Regions from separate parts of the Homo sapiens genome. Here region 1 is linked to region 2. The links are chromatin loops, found by intact Hi-C in ENCODE. Cell type or tissue: heart left ventricle. All regions are shown on one strand. Region 1 overlaps AR (androgen receptor). Region 2 overlaps AR (androgen receptor).

Region 1 (8,000 bases), 150 kb after region 2:
TCTGGTCCTGCTAAACTTCTCTCTATGACCTTCACCTCTCCATTTCCTGTGCACTCCATCCTGAGCCCCTGGATGACTCCATTCAAACAAGGAATATGCCCATCTCTCTGTTACTTTTCATTCTCCTTTTTATCTGTACTCCATGTGTTCTAAGTCAACCTCAGAGCTCTTTGTCCCTAAGACACCATCTGTAGTAACACTTCAAAACAAAAACCCAAACAAAACCAGAAAAGTAACACCTTCTAACCCAGTAATTCTTATCACAAATAAGAATTATCACAATAATTCTTATTTGTGATAAGTCTCATCACAATAATTCTTATTTGTGATGTCTTATCAGAAATAAGACTTTGCAGTACAAATAAATGCTTTCTCCACCATCAATATGCTGAGTTTTAAAAAGAACATAGTTCTTATGCAGCCCATATCTTGCAAATTTACTTCACTGACATCATGAAATTAATATGAAAAGATTTATCATCTAACCACTCATTTCTCAAGGATTCTCTACACACAAGTGTCCTGTTAATAAAGACACACTGTGCATAATTTTTAACTGACTCTTTTGACATCCTACATGAATAAATTATGCACACCTACGTACCAACACACTTTTAAGTACCATAGCAGCTGGCAAGTAAAAAAACGAAACGTGAGTTATTTCACAAAATAATCTGGTAGATTCCTTGGAGAGCAGGTGAGCTTTTTATGAACCCGGTGGGTGCATATGCACAGACGTAGAGCCAACAACACAGACACAGACAGAAGCCAATATACATAGACAGCTACACAGAAATATCTGGTCACAGAGAAGCAGAAAGATACATGGATGCGTACACATACAATGAAATGCACACACAGGGACAAACACAGGGACAGCCAACACAACTGACTGCAAACACAGACAGTTCTGCTTCTCAAAGACAGAGTTGGATATGCTCACTCATACAAACTAAAACATGCACAAAAAAGATAAGAAGCCAATTCTAGTGGATATATACAAAAACATAAGCCAAAAACTGCAAAGGCCCAGAACTGCAAGAGAGGGATATACACCCAGAGAAATACAAACTAAGATAAGTAGGCAGATACATTAGAACATATACACACAGAGACACATGGAGATGGGGACAATAGGGGCATAGAAAAAGACATACCTAGAAGCAGTCACACAAAGAATGGCTATGACATAAACTGAAATAGTCACCCCAAAACAGTCTTGCTTAGACACACAAATTAAGATGAAAACAGACATAGAAATCCACACACCGACAGAAATAAACAGCTGTAATACAGACACAGTGATACAGTGGCCTGGAGTGAGAGATATCCACATAGACAGAGACGTGCAAACTCAGGGGAAAAAATACATGAAGGCACAGAGACACAAAGACAGAACTGGTAAAAAGAGACAGAGGCACATTGACTTAGCAAGACACTCGATTACACAGAGATACGAGCACAAAAGAAAAGACACGTTCCCACTAGCAAAGCACACAGGGTAAGACACTGTTTCTGGATCTCTGTGTGTCACAACTGCTCAGAAATGAACTCACAATAACAGACACACATACCCTGGTACACAATCACATACAAACATCAAACCACAACACATGTGCAGAAACCCACAGTTGTTCCTTGCACAAAGGCTGAAAACTGGAAGACACCATGTATGCTGCTTACTGTCTCTAGGGGTCTTGCAGGTAGGCCAGTATGCATGAAAAAGGCAATCTTATCATAGCGAATTAAGTGCTTTTTGCATTTTAATAATAATGAATTGCTCAACCCCCAACCCCCCCCCACACACAAAATCCCCCACCCACACTATATTCTGCCCCAAATTAGTCAACATGCTAAGATATTCAAGCAAGCTAGTCTAGATGCCTAATAGATAATGTCATGGCTGCGTAATATTAGGTCACAGTCCAAACCTTACAACACTCACTACCCTAGAAACTGAGTTCTAAGTTTTCAATTGAAGAACCTCCCACCTGTGAAGCCAGAGTATCATGGGAAAAAGTGACAGGCAATGTCAGGAGCACTCTGCATTCGTTTCCCTGGTTCCCTGTACAAAGTCCGGTACAAAGCCAGCCTCCAGCAGCTTCAGGCAGGCATTTGCATAGGCAAGAAGATGGAACAGATGACCTCCGAGGAATCCCTCTCTGCTCGCAGCACCTACTGGAGAAGAGAGCAACTTGGCAAATCAGAGCTGATAAAACATTCTGCAATACACAGTGGGTTGGGAAGAGGAGGGACGGCGCAGATAAGCAAACTAACATACCCTCCTGATGCCAATTACTGCCTTGTTAATTGCCAAGATTCAAATGTGATTTCAATAAGTACAGTAGTGTGAAAATATTGCATATAGAGATCAGAATCCCTCTGACTGCCAGGCCTCTGAAAAATAAAAACCAAGGGGAGGGGCTGGTACATATTCCCACTTTAATTGGAGTTGGTACCGCAGAACCCACTGTCCCCAGAGTGCAGTAGAAAGAGTCAAAATCACTGAGATCAAAGAACACCCTAGCTAGAAAGGGCATTTAGTTCTGACCTGGGAGCAGAAGCCCTCGATTTCCAATCTGAATGTGCCAGTAAAGTGTTTGTGCTTGTGAACTTGGTCTAATTCCCTTCCCTGTCTGGGTTTCAGTTGCCCAGTCCATACGAAAGGGAACTGACCTCTAGAATTCTCTCTAAATTATGACTATTTCTGATTCTTTGGCATAAACTTGCCCTCTTTCAACCCACTGTTTTGAACTCGTGTCTAGCGAAGAAGCACAATTAGTCCTCAGAAATGGAAAGAAGAGTAATGCTTTTCACCAAGTTGACAAATGCCTGCTATATACAAAGAAGGAAAATAGACGCCCAGACACAGACGTGCCTACTTGAAATGAGCTTCTAATGTTAAGTTTGAATAAATAAGAGGGCTTTGTGGTATGGGAGGGAGATTTGGAGGGGCTACTCTGCCTGCCATCTGCTGACCCCTGAATGCATAACCCTCTTTTCACACTTGCTCAATGAAGAAGCATGCCACTGCCCTCAGCCCCGTTACTACAATTGCTAAGTTGCTGGTACAAGGGAAAACCCACCCCTTACACCACACATGCACAGGCTTTTAGAAAAAACAGGAGAAGATTTTATCCCTGAAGTATAGGATTTAGTTTGTGGTAATCAAAACGGCTACACTTTAAATCTATAAGCCCTTTCTGAATTTACAAATTACTTCTAGACTTAATGTTTCATCTATATAATTAGAATTTATCTTCCAATCTGCTGATAAGGGAACTCTGACTCAGAACTGTTGACTTGCCCAAAATTATACAGATAGTAACCCACAAAGTCTGGACACAAACCCTAGTATTTTAAGCGTAGGTCTGCTGCTCTTTCAAGTACTTTAGTCTTCTTCACTCATGGTCTTATTGGTGGACTTCAACCTCTCCTCCTACCTCAGTCCAGCTAGAGGGAAAGAAAACCCTGGCATGAACTCAGGGCTGAAAGGAACCCATGTCTATCTCCCACTTCCATCTCTGCACGGAGACTAGGGAAACAGGAGGAGGTGTGGCATTTGGCTAAAGGACTCTCGGAAAGGAAGGGAGGAAAGCCTTTCCTCATCACCCTCCATTACTCTTAGTCCTCAGGGAACATTGTGGGTAAGTTTATGAAGCTAAGGAAGTAAAAAAGAGATGACAAGTTGCCTAGGAAATTCACATCCCAAACTCATTTTTCCTGAATTAGCTGTGACTTTGATTTTCCATATTACAGTTAAATAAGGCACTTAAGAGCCTGGATTAAGACTCTGGGTCCCAGTACCCAGAAAGGCTGTAAAACCTTTTCAGAAGATTATTAAGAGGACGCTAGAGAAGAGTTACGTTGAAGGGAGGCAAGAGGCTTTGGCTGATGGAGGGTACATTTAATGGCCTCTATGAAAAATAAAGCTGAAGTGGTGTGGAATAGTGAAAACAGCAGGGAGGCCAGGAAACAAACAAACAAAAAACTGAACAATCAAAATTCAAGTCCCAAACTACCAAGTTACTATACTATGTGATCTTGAACAAGTCATTCAAGTCTCTGAAATTCAGTTTCTTACCTATAAAGTGGAACTAATAAGAGCTACCTAGGATCAAAGTAAAGATTAAACAAGAAAACAGAGAGACAACATCTAACATTGTACCTGTCACTGACAGGTAAATGCTCAAAAAGAGTAATACTTGACCAGAAAGAGTTAACCTATGACTGGAAGGAGCCTTAAGTGGCAGGTTTTCAAAGCAAGTGGAATGATGATGCTCCAAGTCAGCTGACCATTTACTTGGAAAAAATCTAAAATCAACTCTTAAACAACAATCTTTGTCACCCCCATACTCTACTCAAATACATAACCAGAAAGTTGGGACTCACCAGGACCATTTAAGGCCCCCCATAGATCCTACTTAACAATCTCGCAGCCCCATCCATCATCACACACTCAACCTTCACACACACAAATACACACACAGAGGCTGAAACATTCCACTTCTGTTCTTAGCAAGACAAGATTAGATTAAAATGCAATTTCTCATAAGGCTTCATCTTCATTTACCCCAAATAAAAGACACCCCATTTTTAGGATGGCCATAGTCACTGAAGAATATAACTTGAGATTTTGCTAATGGCGTTTCACAAGTTGCTGTTCATATGTTTACTACTGAGATGTCAGTCCCCAGTCTGTGAGATTTTAGAGGCCTGAGATGGTATCTTATTTCTCTTTGTAGCCTCAGAATCCAGCACAGGGTTTGATAGAAAGTTGGTACTCAGGAAATGTATTGATGAATAAAATAATTAATTAGTGAATTCGCAAATGAAATGCTCATTTAACTAAACTGACATTGCTAAGAATGAAAAAAAATTTTCACAAGTGATAAAACAAATCTTCAACCAAAAGTTGGAAAGAATGTTCCCAAATGACATATATACTCATTCATTCAATAGCAAATCTGAGCTGTGAACTTGAAAAAAGTTGGACTTACTGTCAAAAATTAATGGTCTGGGGCTGGGAGCAGTGGCTCATGCTTATAATCCCTGCACTTTGGAAGGCCAATGGAGGTGGATCACTTGAGACCAAGAATTCAGGACCGGCCTGGGCAACATGACAAAACCTCATCTCTACTAAAAATACAAAAATTAGCCAGGCATTGTAGCACATGTCTGTAATCCCAGCTACTCAGGAGGTTGAGGCACGAGAATCACTTGAACTCAGGAGGCAGAGGTTGCAGTGAGACGAGACCTTGCCACTGCACTCCAGCCTGAGTGAGACTCTGTACCTCCCACCCCCCAAAAAATTCACCAAATCCTGGTTCTGTTGCTTATTGTCTGAGTTACCTTGGAATCTCCTTTAATTTCCTCCAGTCTCAGTTTACTCATCTGTGAACTAAGGATTTGATCCCTGTTGTGCCTACCTCCAAGTTGATTTTGAAGAGTAAAAAAGATAATGTGTCTGAAAGTACTTGGTAGATTTCAAGCAATTTATACATCCTAGGAATTGTAATAACTTAGTCTCAAACATGCTCATTCGTTCCACTCCCATTTTCCGGTCCTCCACCATTTCTCTTACCAACTAACTATAACAAAGCCAGCCTCTAAGTCCTTTGAAAACCATCGATAAACAAAATGCAAGAGGGAAAGGAAAAAAGAGAACTAGGTCTCCTGCCAGCTCAAGCAACTTTTAGCTTACCTGATTTCTTATAGATCCGGGGCATGGCTGCCTGAATAAGTCAGTGTTGCTACCACTGATAAAATATCTTAATACCAATCTTTTAAAGTCATCCAGAAAGCATCCTTCATGGATCCATTGTGATTTCCCTTCCTAGAAGTGGTTTCAGAAGGGTCTGTGAGGATGGTTTTGATGGCAAGGAGATGGCACAGTGAAAGTGGAGTGGGAGGCTGTGCCACTGTGGGAAGACAGTCTGAGGTGCTAGAGAAGGGAAAAGTAGATGAAGGAAAATGGCGGTGGGCAAAGAGAAGGATAGTTGCCTCAAACAAGAAAGAAGATTGGGGTCTGTGGAACAGGGTTCAAACAGGCCAGGACCAAAGAGAAGCTCTAGGTTTTGCTAATTTTTAGGATTACAGATTTACAAGATGAAAACCAGGGGGAAAATTGGCTCTAAGGAAACCCCAATGTGTACCTATAATGAACAGTTGGTAACTGCTAATTTCTCCACTAATAAATTTAGAAGTGCAGTGGAGAATAAAGTAGAAAAAAAATTATTTCACTTTCTAGCAACTGTCATATGCCATGGTAACAATGCATGTGACTGAAACTGAAAAGAAAAGAATTAAATGAACCCATCAACCTGACACTTCCATGCTACTCTCAGCTACCAATAGCAGGGCCATTACAATTTCAGACAGCAGGGGTTATTACCACTGACACCACAGAAATAAAAATAACTATCAGAAGGTATTATGAACACCTCTATGCACACAAACTAGAAAAATCTAGAAAAAATGGATAAATTCCCAAACAAATACATCCCGCCAAGACTGAATCAGGAAGAAATTGAACTCCTGAACATACCAATAATGACACTGGTACGACTGCTCCTTCCCTCTCACCCTTACTCTATTATACACTGAGGAGTTCAAAGTTGATAGAATAAGAAGGCTTAGTAGATGCTCTCCAGAGTCGTGGGAGATGGAAGTGGATCACCTTGTTTGTTTCCATGGGAGAAAGCCAAACAGATTTCACCTCTCAACTTACTCCCCCATAGACTGGGGTATAGTCCTTGCCTCTTAGGATATGCCAGCCTGCTCTTAAATGACTCAGCAGATCTTTAAATATACCCAAGCAAAGAGCTGCTCCGAGACACAACTTGCTGTTAAAAAAATGTTTTAATCTGTTTGGGGTGTTGAGAGGAAGGTCCTTTGTTAACATTAGGTTCCCAAGCAAATTCAGTACTGCTGTGACTCTTTCTCTCCCTATATGCTAAGAGGCTTGTTTTTGTTCTGCTGCCTGCCATTTGCCAGCTGTGTGGATCACAAGGATGAGAAGGGAGATCATTCCAGGCCACGGAAGGATTCAAGAAAATTCCTGCCCAGTAATTTTGTTGGGGGAAGGGTGCCAATATGTGCAACGGAGTTACTAGTTTAAATGTAGGGGCCCCAAACTCAAAGAGGTCCCATAATTTGCATTGAGTCATTCTGTTCCTTGTGGAAGACCATGACCTCTGGCCAAGAAGAGGAATCTTCTCACTCTCCCTCTCTCCTCAGACTAGCTCTGTCTCACACTTTGAAGCACACATCAACCAATAAGAGATTTCAGCTGGGCTGAGGGAAGTAACTTAATAACTTGCATTACCGAAGCAAATCATGCTCCCCTGTTATCTGCAATGACCTCACGCTTACATTCCAGCCAAAGCATTTTGGAGACTCAAAGCTTTGTGGAAGGGGAAGCCAGGCAGCAGTGGCCTGGGGAAAAGCCCATGTATGTCAGCCAGAGTCTAGCGTTTTCCCAAGCTCTGTTTGTCTGGACTACTACTACTACTAATAATAATAGGTACAATTTATGAAGCTTGTACTATGCACCAGGCCCTGGGCTAGATATTTACATTTATTATCTCACTTATATTCACAAAAACCCAACAAAGGAAGCATTAGTATCTTCATTTTAGAAATGAAGAAACTGAAACTCAAGAGAGGTGAAGCAGCCCAGAACTGGAAGCTAGTAAGACCCAGAGCCAGTATTTAAAACAAAATCTGTCAGATGCCAAAGCCTATTCCTGAACATCGGTCAACATACTACACTTTGACTCTTACCCCAGCTTCTTTCCCGAAGGCCCTTCAGCCTCTCTGTTATGTATTTAAAATCCTTAACTACACAAAGTATGCCTCATATCATCCAAATGGGCATTTTGGAGTCATCTATAGGCTTTTAAATTGTTAAAAAGTGACTGTAAAAATCATCTACTATGAGTTCAAACCTTTGCCCTATACATGGTTCCCAAAGGGTCCAGACTCTTCTTGAATGTCTT
Region 2 (8,000 bases):
TTTCAGCCTTTTGTTTCCTCCCCCTTCCCCGTACTTCCTTGGTCCTCCCCCATGAGGTCGTGTGTGTGTGTGTGTGTGTTAGAGAGAGACAGCGAGAGAGAGAGAAAGAAATGGTCTCCATGGAGTCACTGAGGGCTCCCAAGAGATGTCTTATACCATTGTAAGCTCTCTGACTCAAGACTTCTCCAGCTTGTGCTCTCACCCAAGCCTCCGCACTCCATCTCTCTCTCTCTCTCTCTCTCTCTGACACACACACACACACACACACACACACACACACACACACAGACAGACAAACTCACATGAACATGACTCAAAGAAGAGGGGAAAAACATCCAGGTCTGTTTTGTCTGCCTAGAGAATTCATCTGCTGCAAGTCCCTTCCCTGAGTCCCAACTGCTCTGTTCTCAACTCCTCCACCCCTTTCACAATATCCAGCTGGGACACTGTGACCCGTGTTCTTTTCTTCACCACATTTTCTTCCTGGACCACACTCAAAGCCAGAGGGGAATGGAAGCACCTCCCAACAGGTGGTGCCAGACTCTAGAGAAGCATATTATCATTGGCTCTATCAGGCTGTTCTCCCTGATAAAGCACCCTCCATCGTTTGCTTACAGGCTGCACGGAGTCCAGGAGCTTGGTGAGCTGGTAGAAGCGTCTTGAGCAGGATGTGGGATTTTTTCTTTTGCATGCAATGATACGATCGAGTTCCTTGATGTAGTTCATTCGAAGTTCATCAAAGAATTTTTGATTTTTCAGCCCATCCACTGGAACTGATGTGGGATGAAGACAGAATGGGGAGGGGAAGCATGCCCACGAAGGAGCATTAGACAAAGCACCAAGTTTTCTGACCACAGACTTGACCCCCACCCCCACAGGGAACCATCTACTTGGCTTCCTGTTAGTTGAAGTCTGTGTGCTTGGGGCCTTCAGTCTGTCAGGGAGATCTCAGGGGAAAGGATAGCTGGATCCGATCTGAAAGGAGTCAAGTAAATCAAATTTCCTGAACCTTTTCTTTTTCTACTCTTCTCAGATACTCATTTTTTAGGACCTAAGCTTTTATGTCATTCACAGTAAAACCCTGATTTAGATAACCAAAACACATAGCTTTGAATATCAAATTTTGCCCTTCTCCCTCCGTAGGGGCTAAGAGAGGGCTCTTAGAAAAGATATTAAAGAAAAGTTCCTTGGCTGCCATACAAATCCTATCTGAGTTGCTTACATAGATCTCCTCCTGTTGGCAGAAGAGGAAATCTTTCCAGGAGGAAATGCCTCCTGCTCTACTGCCCTGCAAAGAATACAAGGTGGCCCATGTCTGTTTCTATAGCAGAAGCTATGGAAAAATTCAGAGACCTGCTGTAACCAGTCAAAAAGGCCTTGTCCCAAAGACAGACTGGGGATAGGTGGGGAATCTGATGGAGGTTGACTTCTAGCAAATAAATTGGCTTCTAGTCATGAAATTGTTTCTTGTTAGGAAAATGATGCTGAGAGAGAGTAGAGTGGGGATGGGGAGGGGGAATGAAGAAGGGAAATGTCCAGGAGCTGGCTTTTCCCTAATAATGTTTTAATGGCAAAAGTGGTCCTCTCTGAATCTCTGTGCCCTCAGGGGGCATTCCCTGCACTTCTAGGCACTTACTAATGCTGAAGAGTAGCAGTGCTTTCATGCACAGGAATTCCTGGGGGGTGATTTGGAGCCATCCAAACTCTTGAGAGAGGTGCCTCATTCGGACACACTGGCTGTACATCCGGGACTTGTGCATGCGGTACCTGGGAAGGAGATACACAGAGGAAAAAGGAATGAGGGGAAGTTTACAATAAGCCCAGAGGGAATGTCTCTGATTGCCATCCCTCGCCAGGTTTTCCAAGAAGAGCTTGCTGTTTCTCCTGCTGGTGCTCCAGGGACCAGGAAAAGGTTTTTTTGTTTGTTTGTCTGTTTGTTTGTTTTTTTTCTCTCTCTGTTTTCCAAAATCCTGACACCCTGATAACTACTCATCTTCTCTGGCCAGGATATGGGTTAGCACATGGAATTTCCAGGTCTCTGTGCCCCTTCTGTTTTCTGAGTCAGGGACAGGAAAGCCTAACCAAATGAACACAATGGGGGAGGCACATGGTCTCCCTGACTACAGTTCTAACATCTCAGCTACAGCCAGAATGAGAACCTGCCTTCCAGGCAGCTCAACATGAAGGATTTTTAGGAGAAGCCCCAGTAGTCAGCTCTTAACATCAGGACATCAAGATTTGCAAATGACCCGAAGTGTTTGGTCATCCTGTTGACCCCTTTGCCTCTGGCCTGGAATACTAGAAATTTCATACTTATTCAAAAACTCCCAGTGAAGGAGATTCCACATTGTTCTTTCAAAACGAGTTCCAATGTTAAATCTGCCAGGGAGTGTTTTTGAATGTCTAGTTTAAATGTCCCCTGCTGAAGGGGAGCCCATTCCCTCATATGCTGGCTGCTCCTTACCACAGTTTGGAAACTGTAGACATATGTGAGTTGCATTTATTATAGTCACTTCTGAACAGATCACCACATTATCACCTATAAATTATATGGGGAAGTGGCCAATGCTTGGCCAGCTTTTCAAGGAAGAGCAACCTCTCGGTTCCATGGCTGACCATGGCATACCTCTAAGAGAAGACACAGCATCCTCATGCTAGTAGGCCTTCCAGTTTTCAGCACTTCAAAAATCGTGTGTGTGTGTGTGTGTGTGTGTGTGTGTAAGACAGAAATTGATTGTGCAGCGTGTGCAGAAAGGGAAGGAAATTTGACACCCACTTAAGTGGTGAGGACAAAGACCTCCCAGATGGAGCCTAAAGGCTATGGTTTGACATTTTGGTTTCCAAGCCACTAGCCTACTCCATAGGATGAGCAGGCCTGGTATTGTCTGGGTGGAAGCTCAGCATCCTATCTCAGAGAGATCTTGGCTGTCCTGGAGAAAGAGAGAAGAGGGCAGATGGTGTAGAATTATTCAACTCAGGCTGAAGCCCAACTAGAAAGAGGAAGTGTTTAGATGGTATCACAAATCAATTGAGCAGAACAGTGTTGCTCCAAGCTCTTTCACTGTAGAGAATTTTTTAGTAAGATTGGCTGACCCTGAGGTCTGGCTCTGCTCCAGTCTCCAATGTACTTTCCCACCTCTGTTGATGACAATGCTGCAATCTTTTTACCATTGAAATCACAATGCTGGAATGAGGATTCCTTTAACATTGCTGCAGGCCTCAGGGGCAGAAAAAGTGGGGAATGGAGGAAAGAGAAGGGGAAAGGAAAGAGAAGAAATTCATGGGGGAAGGGGAAAAGAAAGGGGGAAAAGGGGAAAAATACTAGGGAGACAGTTAAAGGAAGGAAGAGAGAGGAGAATGGAGGGTAGAAAAATGAGGCAGGAATGGAATTTAGGAAGAGAACAAGGTTGGTGGGAGTGCAAGAGAGAAAATAAGAGGAGAAATGAAGATTGGAAAACACTGAGCACAGTGCCTGACACATAGCAGGTGTTCAATAAATGACATATAGAAAGGTGCTATTATAATACTCTTCAGCAGTCTCCAGATAAAATTTGCGGCACATAGAAGTTCAGTAATTTGCCCAAGGTCACACAGCTAAGGTTCAAGCTCATTATCCTCACAACATGTGATCTCTACAAAGAGAGAAAGAAAGAAAAAAACAGGGCTGATAATAGAGCTTGGTGTTGAAGAGATCAGCAAATGGGTTGACCTACATTGGACAAGTTCTTCTCTCTCTCTTTGGGTCTGAGGCTCCCCATTAGCACCTTAGGAAGGCTGGCAGGGATTAGTTGCACTCAACTGGAGAGTACTGCCTCTTCAGTGGGTGTCAGAAATGTGTGGGAGCAGTTTGGGCTGTCAGAATGACTGGAATCCTATTTGGTATAGAGTAGGCTGGTGCCAGGTATGTTAACCATATTCTACATAATGACAAAATTATTTTTCCCAATATGTCAACAGAATCCATGTTGAGAAACACTTATCTAGATGTTTGTAGACACCCTGAGAGCTCTAACACAGTGGCTTCCTACAGGAGGAATAGGGGTCCTATTGTTTCAGGAGCCCTGGGTTTGATGGGTCTAGGCCTCTGACCCCGTAGGGAGGCCTTTTTATAAGATGAACAAGACTGGACCAGGAAGCCGAGGTGGGATGCCACATGCTTACTTAGAGGCAGAGAAGGAAATGAGGATTTAGAGAACAACCAATTATCACTTTTCAAAGCTCCAAAGGTCTCAGGGCTCTGGGGAAGGTAGAGCAGGTGCTCATGGAGTTGATTCAACTGCTTAAGGGCAGCAGGGGTTTAAGGATGGGAGATGAACAGTTAGGGGGCTTTTCAAGGCCTGCCCCAGAAGATGGCATCATAGGCAACTTTGCGGAGATCTGAAAACCACAAAGCAGTTTGTGCCAAAAGCCTAGTGGTTATTCTTAGCTTTTGGCTACCAGGCTGGCAGGGTTGGGAGAGGGCAGCTGGGGACGCTCACTCTCCCTCGCATTGCAGTGCTGTACTGGAAGGAACCATTGGCCTGTAGATTTTATTTTAAGACTCTTCTGGGTTAGAGGGCTGAAGAGGGGGGAAGGTCAATTCCTGTCCTGACTGGAAGGATTCTCTGTGGTGAGACTAGCTCAAGGTCCTTGGGAAGATTTCTCTGGCCAGCTCCATTCACAATGCCATCGAGGGACCTCATACAGCAGACATAGAAAAGATTATCATGCCCGGCTGAGGCGGGCAGATCATGAGGTCAGGAGTTTGAGACCAGCCTGGCTAACATGGTGAAATCCCGTCTCTACCAAAAATACAAAAATTAGATGGACACGGTGGCGGGCATCTATAATCCCAGCTACTCGGGAAGCTGAGGCAGGAGAATTGCTTGAACCAGGGAGGTGGAGGTTGCACTGGGCTGAGATCATTGCGCCACTGCCCTCCAGCCTGGGTGGCAGAGCAAAACCCCATCTCGGGGAAAAAAAATGTATCACTATTAGGGAAAGGGTGAATCAGAAAGGGACTTTTTTTTTCCTTCTTGCCTACTATGGGCCAGACATTCCACATCTGTCAATTCCCATTTAGTTATCATAAGAAATTACTTATGAAGGTTCTGTTATCATTAATGGATGAAGAAATTGAGGGTCGGAAAAGTTAAAGGTCTTTCCCAAAGATGCTGACTAAGAAAATAGTAGAACTGAGATTTTAGTGGAGAAAAATGTAATTCCAAAATCTGAGCCACTGGCCAAATTCATGATGTTATATGGAGCTGGTGGCAGGGCAGGTATTAATTAAAGCTGTTTAAGGGAAGGAAAATGGCAGTACCAAGGTCACACAGCCAGAGAGCGGTAGAGGTACTCCTTCCCATCAGTTACCACCATGACGCAGAAGAGCTGAGATCGACAGGGACATACGTTTGAATCTTGTCTCCAACAGGCACTAGCTCTGTGACTTTGGGTGAGTCACTTTATTTTGCTGAGCCTGATTTTCCCCATCCATAAAAAAATAGTGTTATCTATAAAAAGGTGAGGTCAGGTCACCATGAGGACTCAATGAGCTAGGATTTAGAAAGTATCTAGCATAGTCTTGGCACAAACTAGTTGCTCAGCAAATGGTGACTAGAAGTAGCCTTTGGTGGTAGCAAAAGAACCCAAGAAACTCCAGCCCTTAAAGCCAGAGTCTTTCTGCCTCTTTTATATGTGAAGGGGAGGAATCTTTCCATGTGGTTTTGAGATAAGCTGCAAAGCAGACCAGAAATATGACTAGGATTGGTTCTTGGGTGTGAAAGGGGTGGTCTCAGCACCATCCTCCTGGGCTCCTGCCAGTTGGCTGAAAGCCAGGGCAAAGCCGCCTCATACTGGATTGGCTGGCTGGGGCATCCGCTGCGACAACTGCAGATCAAATGAGCTAAGCTTCACTGTCACCCCATCACCATCACCACCAACCAGGTCTGGCCAAGCTGCTGTATTTTAGTGAGGTCTGGGCCCCAGGAGCACTTACTCATTGAAAACCAGATCAGGGGCGAAGTAGAGCATCCTGGAGTTGACATTGGTGAAGGATCGCCAGCCCATGGCAAACACCATGAGCCCCATCCAGGAGTACTGAATGACAGCCATCTGGTCGTCCACGTGTAAGTTGCGGAAGCCTGGAGAAGAAGAGGCAGAGGCAGTGGTCAGTCTGGGTACTGACGGGTTGAGCTAAGTCTGAGTCCCTGTTGGGCAGAGATGCTCTGGTATTCGGGCATCCCCTAAGGATCCCCAGGGACCATCCAGGCTGGCCATTAAGGGGTGGTGGGGAAAAGCACAAACTATATGGTGAGGATAATATTCCTTATCCTCCCTACTTCCCTGAGCTGCTCAAATGAGATGATGATGGAGACAAAAAGGGCATTGTCAGTTGTAAGAGAAAAATAATCTAACACTTATTGACTGCTTATATGAGTGAACTCTTTTTTTCTTTTGCTATTGGATTGCTCTTTTTTAAAAAAATTAAAAATAATTTTGGGTACATGATAGTTGTATGTATTTATGGGGTACATTTAACTCTTTTCTAAGCACTTTACTTATATTATCTCATTTAACATTCACAACAATGAGTAAGGTAAGTACTATTATTATCTCCATTCTGTGAACCAGTACAAGTGAGTCAGAGAGAGGTTAAGGAACTTGTCCAAGATCATACAGCTAGTAATTGGCAGACCAAGTTACAAAGCAAAGCAGTCAGATTCCAAGGTCTGTGCTCTTGATCACTTCACCTTTCCAAAGATGCAGTTTAACAATCATTTCCCCCACATAAACAGCAGTTTTCACTTCACAAAGCTGTTTTCCAGCTACGATCTGGTTTGACCCTTCTAACAACCCTGGGAGATGGATATTACATACAGTGTACAGGGTATGGAGAGATGTCTTGACAGCCACTGCCACCTGTTCACCACTTTCATGTTCCCTCTCTTGCGTCCATCCTCTTTCTGCCTGGCATTTCCTCTCCATTCTTTTCTACTCAATAGGTACCCTGGCCCTACTAATTTCCCACCCTACTGCCATCCTCATCTTACTGCCATCATTATACATGAATAGGCCCTTTATGACCTGCCTACCTAGACTGATCTCTTGCCACTTGCGCTCTCACATGCCTCTATATCTCTGTTATCTCTGCACAGGCAGTTACTTTTGCCTAGAATGCATTCCTCCTTCTCAGGCCTTTCATCCGGTAAACACTACTCATCTTTCAAGTCTTCACTCAAAGGCTACCTCTTCTGTGAAGGCTTTCCCAACTCATCCAAGAAGAAGGCTTAAAGATTCTTCTTTTACATTCTCATTGCACCTTGTGTAGCCTCACCCAATTATAGCAGTCATTACACAGCATTGAAGTCTATGTATATACATGTCTGTCTCCCCCACAAGACTTGGAGCTTCTTGAAGACAGGGACCATATCTTCTTATTTATCTTTACCTCCCTAGTACTTAGTACAGTCCACGTATTTGAGTGGGCACTTAAGAAATATTACCTAAACAAATGGCCTAAAGACCCTCAATTTTTTTTCCTTTTGTAAAATGAGAATTAAATGATCTCCAAATTACCTCCCTTAAGCTCAGAGAGCAGAGGCTCCCAGAAGCTACGTCTACAATAATACACAGGTAGAACAGACATGGCCATGTTCTCCTGGAGTTTTTGAAACAGTTGGATGCTTAAAGTTATAAAGGCATCACCTCAGAGCTCGTCCCTACCAACACTCTCTCTTCTCACCAACAAATCCAGAATTATCTGAAATTTTGTCATCATACCTCATTAGGAATGCTTCCCCAAATTTAGATCAAACTTCTCACTTTCCTGTTGATGACCTAATTTAACTCTCACAATAATCCCAGAGGTTAGGTGATGTGGCACTTATTTTACCAACAAGGAACATGAGGGCCAGAGAAATAAACTGACTTACCCAAGGTCATATGGTTTATATGTGGCTGAACTAATACTAGAACCCAGGTGTTCTGATTCTCTTCTCCAGTGTTTTTTCTACTCCACT

The links. A loop is a pair of places that touch in the nucleus more often than their neighbours do. Peaks named below come from ENCODE experiments on the same cell type or tissue, not always from the same donor. Only the 100,000 strongest peaks of a DNase experiment are listed, where the experiment ranks them.
Region 1: it touches region 2 in a loop (3-fold over the local background); 10 of 110 quality-filtered maps call a loop at or near these places.

What each region holds. Positions count from the first base shown.
Region 1 is chrX:67,563,014-67,571,013 of GRCh38, reverse strand. All of the region lies in intron 1 of AR (androgen receptor), which reads right to left. Among named protein-coding and RNA genes, the nearest start is that of AR, 23 kb to the right of the region's middle. In heart left ventricle, no CTCF peak of the experiment used is centred here; no DNase peak of the experiment used is centred here; H3K27ac peaks cover 2,948 bases.
Region 2 is chrX:67,715,600-67,723,599 of GRCh38, reverse strand. It overlaps AR (androgen receptor), which reads right to left. Exons shown (of 8, transcript NM_000044.6): 5 at 5,978-6,122; 6 at 1,637-1,767; 7 at 616-773. Among named protein-coding and RNA genes, the nearest start is that of NXTAR, 65 kb to the left of the region's middle. In heart left ventricle, a CTCF peak has its summit at 4,373 (motif pointing right); no DNase peak of the experiment used is centred here; H3K27ac peaks cover 476 bases.